2 separate regions of the Homo sapiens genome follow, and region 2 is linked to region 1. A link is a contact called in ENCODE Hi-C or POLR2A ChIA-PET data. All regions are on one chromosome and are shown on one strand. Each heading gives the region's core, a stretch centred on a gene start or an enhancer-like site at or near the end of the contact. The rest is flanking DNA. Distances are from core to core; before and after follow the strand shown. Region 1 has its middle 79 kb from the start of GCNT3. Region 2 has its middle 120 kb from the start of FOXB1.

The links. Hi-C counts contacts between places; a loop is a spot of excess contacts on that map. ChIA-PET counts read pairs that join two places held with the same protein, here RNA polymerase II (POLR2A). Pooled maps may share reads with other maps.
Region 2: a loop to region 1 is called in a map of OCI-LY7, with 5 times the contacts of the local background. The contact joins two enhancer-like sites. A Hi-C loop is called at or near these places in 1 of 168 maps with a recorded cell type or tissue (OCI-LY7), 1 of 37 single-sample maps with no recorded cell type and 7 of 50 pooled maps. POLR2A ChIA-PET finds 5 or more read pairs at or near these places in 1 of 52 experiments (AG04450).

Annotation. Positions count from the first base shown.
Region 1 is chr15:59,529,832-59,536,068 of GRCh38, forward strand. No RefSeq gene overlaps it. Among named protein-coding and RNA genes, the nearest start is that of GCNT3, 79 kb to the right of the region's middle. RefSeq lists an enhancer at 4,656-5,855. Within about 2 kb of position 3,085, at least 3 of the 41 ENCODE cell types and tissues checked have a DNase peak (open chromatin) inside an H3K27ac peak, as active enhancers do.
Region 2 is chr15:60,124,530-60,130,429 of GRCh38, forward strand. No RefSeq gene overlaps it. Among named protein-coding and RNA genes, the nearest start is that of FOXB1, 120 kb to the left of the region's middle. RefSeq lists enhancers at 3,350-3,539, 4,103-4,604. Within about 2 kb of position 3,107, at least 30 of the 41 ENCODE cell types and tissues checked have a DNase peak (open chromatin) inside an H3K27ac peak, as active enhancers do.

The DNA of each region.
Region 1 (6,237 bases), core at 1,835-4,334:
CACTTGAACTCAGGAGTTCAATACCAGCCTGTGCAACAAGGTGAGATTTAGTCTTAGCTACTCTGGGGACTCAGGTGGGAGGCTCACTGAGCCCAGGAGGTCGAGGCTGCAGTAAGCTGAGACTACCCCAATGCACTCCAGCGTGGGTGGCAAAGTGAGACCTAGTTTCAAAAAATAAATAAATAAAAATAAAAGTTTACCTACATCTTATTAAATATGGTTTGTTTTTGGGTTTTTTTTGTTGTTGTTGCTTTTTGTTTGCTTGTTTGTTTGTTTTTTGAGATGGAGTCTTGCTCTGTTGCCAGGCTGGAGTGCAGTGGTGTGATCTCGGCTCACTGCAATCTCTGACTCCCTGGTTCAAGCTATTCTCCTGCCTCAGCCTCCTGAGTAGCTGGGATTACAGGCATGTGCCAGTACGCCCAGATAATTTTTGTATTTTTAGTAGAGACAGGGTTTCACTATGTTGGCTAGGATGATCTTGATCTCCTGATCTTGTGATTTGCCAGCCTCGGCCTCCCAAAGTGCTGGGATTACAGGCGTAAGCCACCACGCCTGGCCATCTTATTATTATTATTTTGAGACTGAGTCTCTCTCTGTCACCTAGGCTGGAGTGCAGTGGCGCGACCTCGGCTCTCTGCAACCTCCGCCTCCCGGGTTCAAGCGATTCTCCTGCCTCAGCCTCCTGAGTAGCTGGGATTACAGGTGAGTGCCACCATGCCCGGCTAATTTTTGTATTTTTAGTAGAGACAGGGTTTCACCATGTTGGTCAGGTTGGTCTCAAACTCCTGACCTCGTGATCCCCCCACCTCGGCCTCCCAAAGTGCTGGGATTACAGGCGTGAGCCACCACACCTGGCCATCTTATTAAATATTTTTTATAAAAATAAGCCTATTTATGATTCAGGCATTCAATGTCCATCTAGTTGCCAATGTGTTGTCCTTTCAGCCACGTGGCTAATAGGGGCTTCCTGCTCTTATAATCTCTGGATGACTCATTATCTCCTGGTTGGCTTCTCAGTTTCCATAATGTGGGTGACCAATTCCCTTTATTAAATTATCTGTGTTTGGAATACCTAGGGAGGATTCTGTTTTCTTGAATGGACCCTAACTGACGTAATGCTTAAGGAGAGTAATTTGCTTCTGTAGCTATCACACTGTTTCTCCATAGCACCTATCTGCTTTTCCTTTGGTGCTGTGTGGCTCTCGTGTTCTAATAAACCAATACCCTCTAGGGCTAGCTAAGGCTTTTTGAGTACCCGACATTGTGCTAGGTGCTCATCCCTGTGTCCGCGAACAAGTCCTGGACAGAGCAGACCCTTGTCCTTGCCACAGGCACCTGCTGGTCCATCACTTCCTCTGGCCTCACCCAGGAACCCTCTGGCCTAGAGTTTACCTGTCTAGCAGCTGCTGTGCTGCTGCCCAAACCATGTTGGGCGGGACCAAATGCCGGGTGTCTTTAGTAAGTCTTCACCTTCCCTCTTCCTCCTACAAGGTTCTCAGCTACCTCCAGCCTACCTGGGCATTTTTACCAGTTTGTCCACTGCAGAGTTTCACCTCAAGAGGAAGAAAAGGGAGAACACGTTTGTCAACGTTCCTTTCTCCTCCCCACACTCCACTTGTGTGAAAAAGAGAACCGGCTTTCTATTTCTGCTTCCTCTCTAGGGTGGCCTTCTCGCTGTCATTTCTTCCTTTCTAGGGGGATGAGGGAGCCTTAAGTCCCTTAATGGTAGCAGGAGTATTCCTTCTGCATCATGGAAGTGAGTTTGTCATCTGACTTAGGCTTAGAGTTAGTGACTCTGACACAGTTCTAGGAGCCAAAGGAACTTAGAAAATTCTTTCATGACAAAGCCTGGCTTTTAAGACTATCGTCTTTCTGTGCTTTCCAGGTATCTATTCTGAATTTCAAAACTGAATATGGACTGCGTCCTCTTTGAGTTCCTGTTGTAACAGTCCTAGTTCCCTCTTGGGCAAATGGATGCCTCTGCAGAAGACGGGGCAAGTCAGGGGGAGGACAAGGAAATGCAAGGGACACCAGCAAATTAGTAAATTTCAAAACTATTGTTTCCATTAACTACACATGGGTGTCTTCTCCCTAAACTGTGATCTACTTGAAGGCAGGATTACATTTTCCCCAATATTTAAAAAAATATCTATGAGAAGTCAGGTGCTAATCGTGAAAGCACTTGCAGGTTAACTAAGGTCTCAGGTGTCCTTATGTTGTCTCATATTATGACAGCTCTTTATAGTGCGTCCCACACCCATTAGATCACTTAACGATAGTTCCAGATGGGTTAAAGTCTCTGATTAATGAGAAATAGAGGCCGGGTGTGGTGGCTTATGCCTGTAATCCCAGCACTTTGGAAGGGCAGATCAGTTGAGTTCAGGAGTTCACGACCACCCTGGCCAACATGGTGAAACCCCGTCTCTACTAAAAATACAAAAATTAGCTGGGTGTGGCAGAGGGCGCTGGTAATCCCAGCTACTTGGCAGGCTGAGGCAGGAAAATTGTTTGAACCTGGGAGGTGGAGGTTGCCGTGAGCCAGGATCGTGCCACTGCACTCCAGCCTGGGTGACAGAGTGAGACCCTATTTCAAAAAAAAGGAGAAATAGAATAAATTGATAAATCGATTAATGCGCTGTTATTAACTGATCTTTGTAAAACGTCTATGTTTGGGGGTAAAACACTAAAAAAAAGGCAGGGGGACAGGGTGTAGTGGCTCACGCCTGTAATCCCAGCACTTTGGGAGGGTGAGGTGGGAGGAGGATTGCTTGAGGGAGGAGACCAGCCTGGGAAACATAGTGAGACCCTGTCTCTAAAAAAAGAAAGAAAGAAAAAAATCTCTGAGAAAGAAAAAGAAACAAAAGAAAGGTAAAAATATGGGGGACCACTGAATTAATCATTTATTGAGAATGTCTCCACGCAAAGTGCTCTCATGCACATTTTTTCTTCCACATGTCGTTTCTGGGCAACGTGAAAGATAAATTTTGTTACAGACCTCTTTTAAACAGGTGTTTTGAAAGCTAGAGGGTCTAGATATGCCTGACTTCATAAAATTCAGGAAGCAGAAATCATTTCAGTTTCACCTCATTTCAGCTTTTTCTAAAACTAATGCAGAACTGTAGTCTATCCCTAGGTGGCGCATTAAGCTAAATTTTTGAGAACCTGCTGCCCCGCACCGACCCCTGCCAACCTCCCATGTCTTAAATAATGATGACCTGATACATGTACGGGACTTTGTAATTGATAAACCACTTTACCTCCCTTATAATAACCCTGTGTTACCATTACTATTCTCATCCTCCGATGAAGAAACTGAAGTTATGAATTTTAATTGAATATGTGAATAAGCGTAAATATTTTGCTTAATATTTATGTGTCAGACACTTTCCTACCCACTGGGTAGGAAATTACTATTTCTTAGCAGCCATCTTAGACCTTAGGGAAACAAAAAGAAATTAAAGAAAAAAGAGAAATTACAGCTTCCATTTTACAAATAGAAAAATGAAATATCAAGAAAGTTTGGTCAAGGTCACATAGCCAGTGAAGCAAGGCTGAATACCCAGCTCCTTTGGCTCCAGGTCTGGTGAGTTTCCTAGCACAGCCTTACTCTAGTCCTAAAATTTCTGGGAAGGAAGTCCTGTGTCAAACCTTTGCTTTCTTTGCATACTCTCTTAGGTCTGCATTTCATTGACCTTTAGAGCTGCAAAGAAGAAAGACAGACAGTAAGAAGGGAATGGGAGTTAACATTATTGCATTCGTGTGTAAAGTCATTCATTTCAGGTCGGGCCCAATGGCTCACATCTGTAATCCCAGAACTTTAGGAGGCAGATGCGGGCGGATCACTTGAGGTCAGGAATTCAAGATAGGCCTGGCCAACATGGTGAAGCCCCATCTCTACTAAAAATACAAAAATTAGCTGGACACGGTGATGTGCACCTGTAATCCCAGCTACTCAGAAGGCTAAGGCAGAAGAATCACTTGAATCCAGGAGGCAGAGGTTGCAGTGAGCTGAGATTGGGCCACTGCACTCCAGCCTGGGCGACAGAGCAAGACTCTGTCTCAAAACAAAAAAACAAACAAAAAAAAGTCTTTCATTTCAACCTGAAAATCCCTCCTCTCTTTCATCATCCCTCCTGCCATGTTTCTAAGGTGTCTCTGTGACACCTTTTTCTAGTAGATCCCCACTGCCCATTGTAATTTTAGGTAGCTTGGCCCTTTGGATCAAGCCTCCTCATTATTTTCAGATTTTCCTCATTGAAAATGCTTGGTTGTGGTAAGCAGTTTCCCTCTTTACAATGTGAGTTCCCCGACTCTGGGCCCTTAATCCCTCTCAGAATATAAACTGTATTCTAATATCTAGAAAGAAACCAATAGTTAATAGGAAATTAATATGTATTGTTGAATAAATATTATTACTGAAAATGTATTAAAACATAGAGGTAGGTGGTATTGTTTCTATTTGAGGATGTTCTCTCTTTCTTTCTTTCTTTTCTGTCTTTTTTTTTTGAGACAGAATTTCATTCTTGTTGCCCAGGCTGAAGTGAATGGCATGATCTTGGTTCACTGCAACCTCTACCTCCTGGATTCAAGCGATTCTCCTGCCTCAGCCTCCCTAGTAGCTCGGATTACAGGCATGCGCCACCATGCCTGGCTAGTTTTGTATTTTTAGTAGAGATGGGGGTTTCACCATGTTGGTCAGGCTGGTCTCGAACTCCTGACCTCAGGTGATCTGCCTGCCTTGGCTTCCCAAAACGCTGGGATTACAGGCATAAACTACAGCAACTGGCTGACGGTGTTGTTTCTACTTGAAACATCAGTGAATCCGCAAATGGTATGAAACTATATGGAATGCTAGTTTTCATACGCGTCCATGTGAAGAGACCACCAAACAGGCTTTGTGTGAGCAACATGGCTGTTTATTTCACCTGGGTGCAGGCGGGCTGAGTCCGAAAAGAGAGTCAGCGAAGGGAGATAGGGGTGGGGCCATTTTATAGGATTTGGGAAGGTAATGGAAAATTACAGTCAAAGGGAGTTGTTCTCTGGCGGGCAGGGGTGGATCTCACAAAGTACATTCTCAAGGGTGGGGAGAATTACAAAGAACCTTCTTAAGGGTGGGGGAGACTACAAAGTACCTTCTTAAGGGTGGGGGAGATTACAAAGTACATTGATCAGTTAGGGTGGGGCAGGAACAAATCACAACGGTGGAATGTCATCAGTTAAGGCTGTTTTTACTTCTTTTGTGGATCTTCAGTTACTTTAGGCCATCTGGATGTATACGTGCAAGTCACAAGGGATGCGATGGCTTGGCTTGGGCTCAGAGGCCTGACACTAGTTATTATAAAATGTACTTTCAGCAGTCTTCTGGGACTTGACTACCTTGTGGATTGTACTAGAAATGTCAGGTATGGTGACTGCTCTGCCCACCACTCTAAATGAAACTGTCCCCCCACAGTCTCTGTTGCCCAGGTGTCCTATGTCCCTCGTCACAGCTGAATGGACCAAGGCAGATGTGCTATCAAGGACAGCCAATCACAAGTGAGCAGTAATCTCTGATATGCTTTGGTGCAAAAAGCTGAGTTGAGTCAACAGTTATTTAAATTTGTGTGCAGTCACTTCCGTTTGCTGGGGAATGGCGTGGTGAGGGAAGATTGATATAAGTTACCTCATATCTGGGTTACATGGATATATATCCTACAGTTGCTTAAAATACATTTCAGGATTCTTTGGTTTGCAGCATGTGTTTTGGAAAGGACAGGGAGAGGAAATTTAAGAGGTGGAGTGAAATCCAGGGACCCTTCACCTGCCACAAAAAGTGACGGGGCTTTCTGGTGTCAAGCAGGTGACAGGCTGTGCAGGGCTTTGCCCCTGAGGGTTCGACAGACAAAAGCAAGGCAGCTGTCACATAGGGGAAGGAACACAAGGCAAAGGGTTTGAGTCTTCACTCTGCCGATTATGAGATGTCTGCCATTGGACAAAAATGTGTGTGTGTGTGTGTGTGTGTGTGTGTGTGTGTGTTAATTTGTGGAGATGGGGTCTCACTATGTTGTCTAGGCTGGTGTCAAACTCCTGGCCTCAGTCAAGTGATCTTCCTGCTTCAGGCTCCCAAAGCATTGGTATTACAGGTGTGAGCCACTGCACCTGGCCAAAAATATAAGTTTTCAAAGAGTCATCTAAATATCTGTGTCAATTAGCAATAAATTGATAATACTAGGTTGGCACAATAGTAATGGCAAAAAC
Region 2 (5,900 bases), core at 1,857-4,356, 590 kb after region 1:
ATGGATAAGTAAGTGAATTAAATGTATTGATGAGACAAAGAGGCTCAGAGTGCTATGTGCTGTGCTCAGTGGGGACAGCAGGTTGGTGGCAGAGCTTGGACTGATGCTTGATCTATCAATCCCTAACCTGGTGCTTGTTCCGTAGTTCCCTGTTTATTTTTGCTTTTTCATATATAATTTAGTTCCAGATTTTAAAAAACCTTAAGAGACATAACAACCAGATGTAATGGGTGGTTCCTAGTTGGATCCTGGTTTGAATAAGCCCAGCTGAGAAACTGAACAGGAACTGGCTATAAGATAACATTAACACATCTCTGAGAATGCTGTCAGGTGAGACGTGGGTATTGTGGTTACACAGGAAGCAGTCAGTTATTGTTTTCTGGAAACGTATACTAAAATTTTTAGAGGGAAAAGTCATGATATTGGCAATTTTCTTTAAAACATTGCAACATAAAGAACTTGGTGAACCATTTCCAGTAACATGTTAGTAACTATCAAATCTAGGAAATGGAGACACGAGCACTGATTAGGTTTCTCTTTGTTCTATGTGAAATGTTCATAATGAGATGGGTGGGTAGGCAGGTAGATGGATAGATAGACACCCAGCTACCCAGCCAGAAAAATTCTGGAATTCTTTCATGTCTCAATGAAATTATCAATTTTGCCTTAGTAGGATGGGAATGATATTAAAAATTTTTTCTCAAACAGCTATTTTCTAAGAATGTTAACTTTAACATTGACTTAATTCTTATTAAGAGAAACAACTTTATTCTTCAACATCTTCAAGTCACATGCATTTACACAGCACGTGTTGTATTGAATAAAGAGCTTAGAAACGACCAAAGTGCCCCAAAACATTTGGAATGTGTTTCTCAAACAGTGTGCAGGAAATGCTATTCCTCACAATGTTTCATTAAGATAAACTAGGGGGAGAGGGTGCCAAGGCCGATTGAGTTTAGTAAATCCCCTGCTAGAGCAGTCTGTAGCTCTGTGCTGATGAAAAATCTCAGAAGACAGAAATGGGGAAGTGTGGATGCTGGGGAGGGAGATGAAGAGAGGTTGGTTGGTAATCCCAGAACTACGGGAGGCCGAGCTGTGTGGATCATTTGAGGTCAGGAGTTTGAGACCAGCCTGACCAACATAGTGAAACCCTGTCTCTCCTAAAAAATACAAAAATTAGCCAGGCGTGGTGGCGTGTGCCTGTAGTCCCAACTACTCAGGGAGCTGAGGTAGGAGAATCGCTTGAACACGGGAGGTGGAGGATGCAGTGAACTGAGATCACGGCACTGCCCGCCAGCCTGGGTGACAGAGTGAGACTCTGTCTCAAAAAAAAAAGAGAGACAGAGAGAGGTTGGTTATAGGTACAAAATAGTTAGAAGAAATAAGCTTTAATGTTTGATAGCAGACTAGGGTGACTACACTTAGCAAGAATATTAGGTACATTTCAAAGTAACTAGATGAGAGAACTTGAAATGATACCAACACAAAAATAATGATAAACACTGAGGGTGATGGATAACCCAGATATCCTGGCTTGATCATTACACATTCTATGCATGTAACAAACACATGTACCCCACACACATGTAAAATATTATGTATCAATAAAAGAGAAAACAACACATTCTAAACAATCTAGGAGAAGCTGACAGCCCTCAGTTACAGCATTTTGCACCGCATTTGAGTAGTAATTCTAAGAAGGTGCCACAGAGAGGGCTAGCAGCATGGCTTCTGGTTAACGCTGCACTGACCCAGAAGAATCCAGCTATTGGACTACTTGAGAGATGGAGAGAGACAGCTCTTCTTGCCTTCCTGCCTAGTTTACCCTGTGCACACCTCCAAATTTGCTCACAGAAGGGGAAGCATCTGCTGTGTGGTTGCAGCCATCGCACCCAACCTGCTTAGTGCAGGGTACTCCCTAAATTGTAAGATGTGATCACACATTTGAACATGAGAAAGCATTAAGGGGTTATTGGTTTACAGTTGCATGTGCTTAAGGAACTAAGTTGTACATGAAAAACACAAAAACGAAAGCAGGGAGTAGATTGTAGAATGAGCCCTGTGTGTGAAATTGGCAGACCTGTCAGTCCCAGGTTTGCCTCCAGCTGGCTACCCATTATTAACACAGGACCTAGCCTTCTAGGGCTGTGTGACCTCATCTATTGAATGTCTGTCTGTCTGTCTGTCTGTCTATCTATCTATCTATCTATCTATCTATCTATCCACCTACCTACCTATCAATCTATCTATCTATCTGTCTATCTATCTATCTATCTATCTATCTATCTATCCATCTGTCCGTCTGTCGGTCCATCCATCCATCCATCCGTCCATCCATCCGTCCGTCTATCCATCCATCCATCCATCCATCCATCCATCCATCCAGCCATCCTCTCATTCCATGAATAGTTTTTTTTGAGTGCCCAGTATGTGCCAAGTACTACACTAGGCAGTAGGCAGGCATGTCTGCCTCCAGAAGATGACAGATTTCCTAAAGCAGTGTACATTACTTCTGGATTATCTTTGTCAGGCTCCACTTCCCCTTTACCTTTTTTTTTTTTTTTTTTTGCACAAGTAATTGTGAGTAACTATAGGCACTTTTGAGAAGGGTGGCTTTCAGCTAAACCTAAAAGAAACTTCTGGGTAAATATAAATGATCAGCATAAAAACAACATAGTCGTTCTCTTGGGATTTTAAAACTGACATGGTGACAAATTGTTGATGGAGGATGGACAGCTTCCAGGGCAGAGAAAGTGAACTGGTGGCCCTGGCCAGGCCAGCCCAGCCCACAGCTGTGCTCAGTTAGGCTTGCCTGGTGTACCCACACAGCTGTTTTTCTCCTAACAGAGATTTGTTTCTCTAGACCACCGACTTTATCAAAAGTGGGAAAATCAGAATAGGATTAAGAACAAGAGATCTTTTCCAAAAAATTGTATTGACCATGCAGTGGGCTCTACCCTTTTTTGTTTTCTGTGTTTGTGTGTGTGTGTGTGTGTGTGTGTGTGTGTGTGTGTGTGTGCGCGCGCGCGCGCGCACGTTTGTTTTTGTATACCCCATCTGACCACAACAGCTGTTGGGTTTGTGGCACTTCACTCCAGACTAAAAGATAAGTTTGTCTGTACCTGGCCTCTCAAAAACGTCATTTGGAAAGTTGTTTCCTAATATGAGGGGTTGGGGGAAGGGAGCAGCGGAAGACGAGGAGAGGGTGCCCCCTTTCTGTAACTTCCCAGCTACAGCAGAGACAGACAAATCTCACACTGTAAGCCGAGACAGGCTGGGGATTATCTGGCTCACTCCTGATTTAATACATGAAGAAATGAAGCCTCAGAGAAGCCCAGAGCTTGCCCTAAGCCAGACAGCTGAACCGAAACAGGACCAACCCGCTCTCCTGACTCTGCCCTATGGTTTTTTCCCTCTCCTTTAAGATGCCTCAACCTCGAGTGAAAGTGAAACTGCAACTTCTATTAAATCATGCTTTTTAATCATCTCTGAGCACCACGACTTTTTACACGGTTTCCCCTCCTAGGTAATTATCTAAGTGAAATCTTTCATTCTGTCCTGGCATGAGGAGCCCAGAAAAATGAGCCCCCAAGAGTTGGCTCACTGGCAGCATGCCCTGCAAAGCTTCTCTGGTTTGCTAAGAAGCACTTCAGAGCCCCAAACTCATCTTTCTCATGTCACAAAAGAGTGACTGCTCCTGCAGGAATGTCACAAGTACAAAACAAAGGAACTCGGGATCATCAGTAGAGTTCAGTGTTAAGAACATGAACTTGGAACCAAACTGGAGTTGGGAAAAACTTTTCTTTGGCCCGGTTTCCTCTTCTTAACACCAAATAAACGATAGTACCTATTTCATACTGTTGTTGTTAAGTGAGATAATAAATAAGAAAATGCCCAAGGTAAGTGCCAAAAAGATGTCAGTTACTATAGTTATAAATAGGTAAACAAATGTATTATTCACTTGGACTGCTCTTAGTTCTTTTTGTTTTGGAAAGACCAGAGAATCATAATTCCCTTTCACAAGTTGTTTAGATATTGAAGTCCTAACAGAAATTTTGGATAAAGATTATTAAGAAAGCAGAAAATTTCCCAACACAAATCTTTTTTCTTTTCTTTTTTAAAATCTTACAGACAGCTTCAAGTAAAGTTCAATCCTAGTTAGTCACCTCTGAGGGGCTGTTACTCTGCTCTCCCTGTAGCATGTCATACTGGATGTGCTTATCAATGTTGCATTCTTTTTCTGCTTTCATCAGCCAACGTGGGGCACTGTGTGAAAAATGTAGCAATCACCTCTGTCCCCAACAGGTATACTAATTGTATCATTTCCATAACAAACTCATCCTTCACCCGCGTGAGTCCTTGGAATTTGTGGATAGTCCCTTCCATAGCCAGCTCTCCTCTCTGAGGGGTCTTTGTCTGGAAGGTTAAAGCCTAATGGTCCCAGAATATTGAGGGGGTGCCCAGGATAGGGGAGGACCGGATGACTTTGGAAGCATTTCGTGGTAGAACCAGGAAGTACAACCACCTAATTTAAGCATGTTTACAGCACAGTAGCATTGCAAACCACCTTAGAAATATGAACAGGAGAAACACCTGCAGCTCACAGAGGTAAGCCCTACGCTTAATTCCAGCATATGACTACCTCTGTCACTAAGAGTTGGGATTCGTCTTCATTAAACTACAAATGTATCTTTTTTGGTAAAATGATTTTTTTCTTGCCTTCCTCCAAAATACTGCACTTCTACCACCTACAGTTGAAGTCATTTTTCTGCCTGAGGGCATTGCTAGTTTTCTGGTTCTAAAAACCAAAGAGAAAGGAAGGGAAGCCTGAATGTCACTTTTCTGCACAAATTTGCAAAACTGCCGCCCAACCCCAGCCATCCCCAAGCCTCCACATGAGCAGCTACTTGCATGGCATTGCAACAAGGACCTATTGTGAAGCCCTGAGGTGAACAAACTGCTGAAAAGGGTTGTGAATTGCGGATTATTAGCATAAGTAACTTCTCAAATGAGTTTTCAGGAGGAGTCTTGGTTTCTTAGAAGGCTTAAGGCTTACTCTAAAAAGTAAATCATCACTGAAAGTTAAAAGAAGCAACAATCGTAAAAGACTAATTACCAACAATGTGAGGTCAATAAGATCACAAGTTAATTTTTAATTAATTAATCTATTTTTTGAGATGGAGTTTTGCTTTTGTCACCCAGACTGGAATGCAATGGTGCAATCTTGGCTTACTGCAACTTCCACCTCCTGGGTTCAAGTGATTCTCCTGCCTCAGCCTCCCAAGTAGCTGGGATTACAGGTGAGTGCCACCACGCCCAGCTAATTTTTGTATTTTTAGTAGAGACGAAGTTTCACCATGTTGGCCAGGCTGGTCTTGAACTCCTGACCTCATGATCTGCCCACCTCAGCCTCCCAAAGTGCTGAGATTACAGGGGTGAGCCACCAGGCCGGGCCACGAATTAATTTTTTAATCCATATCTCTATACAGCTATACCATAAAATGCTTATGGCTGTTAATATTTTCTGCATAGTGACATAATGGCTAATTTTCATTTAACTTTTATCAATCTGTATTTACTACTTTTGTCTGTAACAAATATATATTTCTTGTTGAAAAACTCAACTAAATAAAAATAAACAGATGGAAGCCTACTGAGGATCATAAAGTATGGGGCAGGCTGTGCGACTCTGGGCAGAATGCCTTGTTTTCATTGCTGCCTGCCGATGGCCCCTTCTCTTAGCTGCCCTAGGAAGAAAAACTCCATTAGCACTTGGAGGCCTAATGCGCTGAGTAGTGATCTTTATATGTTACACTAAACATGTCTGCTGTAATAGATTTCAAAATCTAACCTTCCTACCTTTACAAATTATGAATCCATGCCTACCACATTTGTTCTTT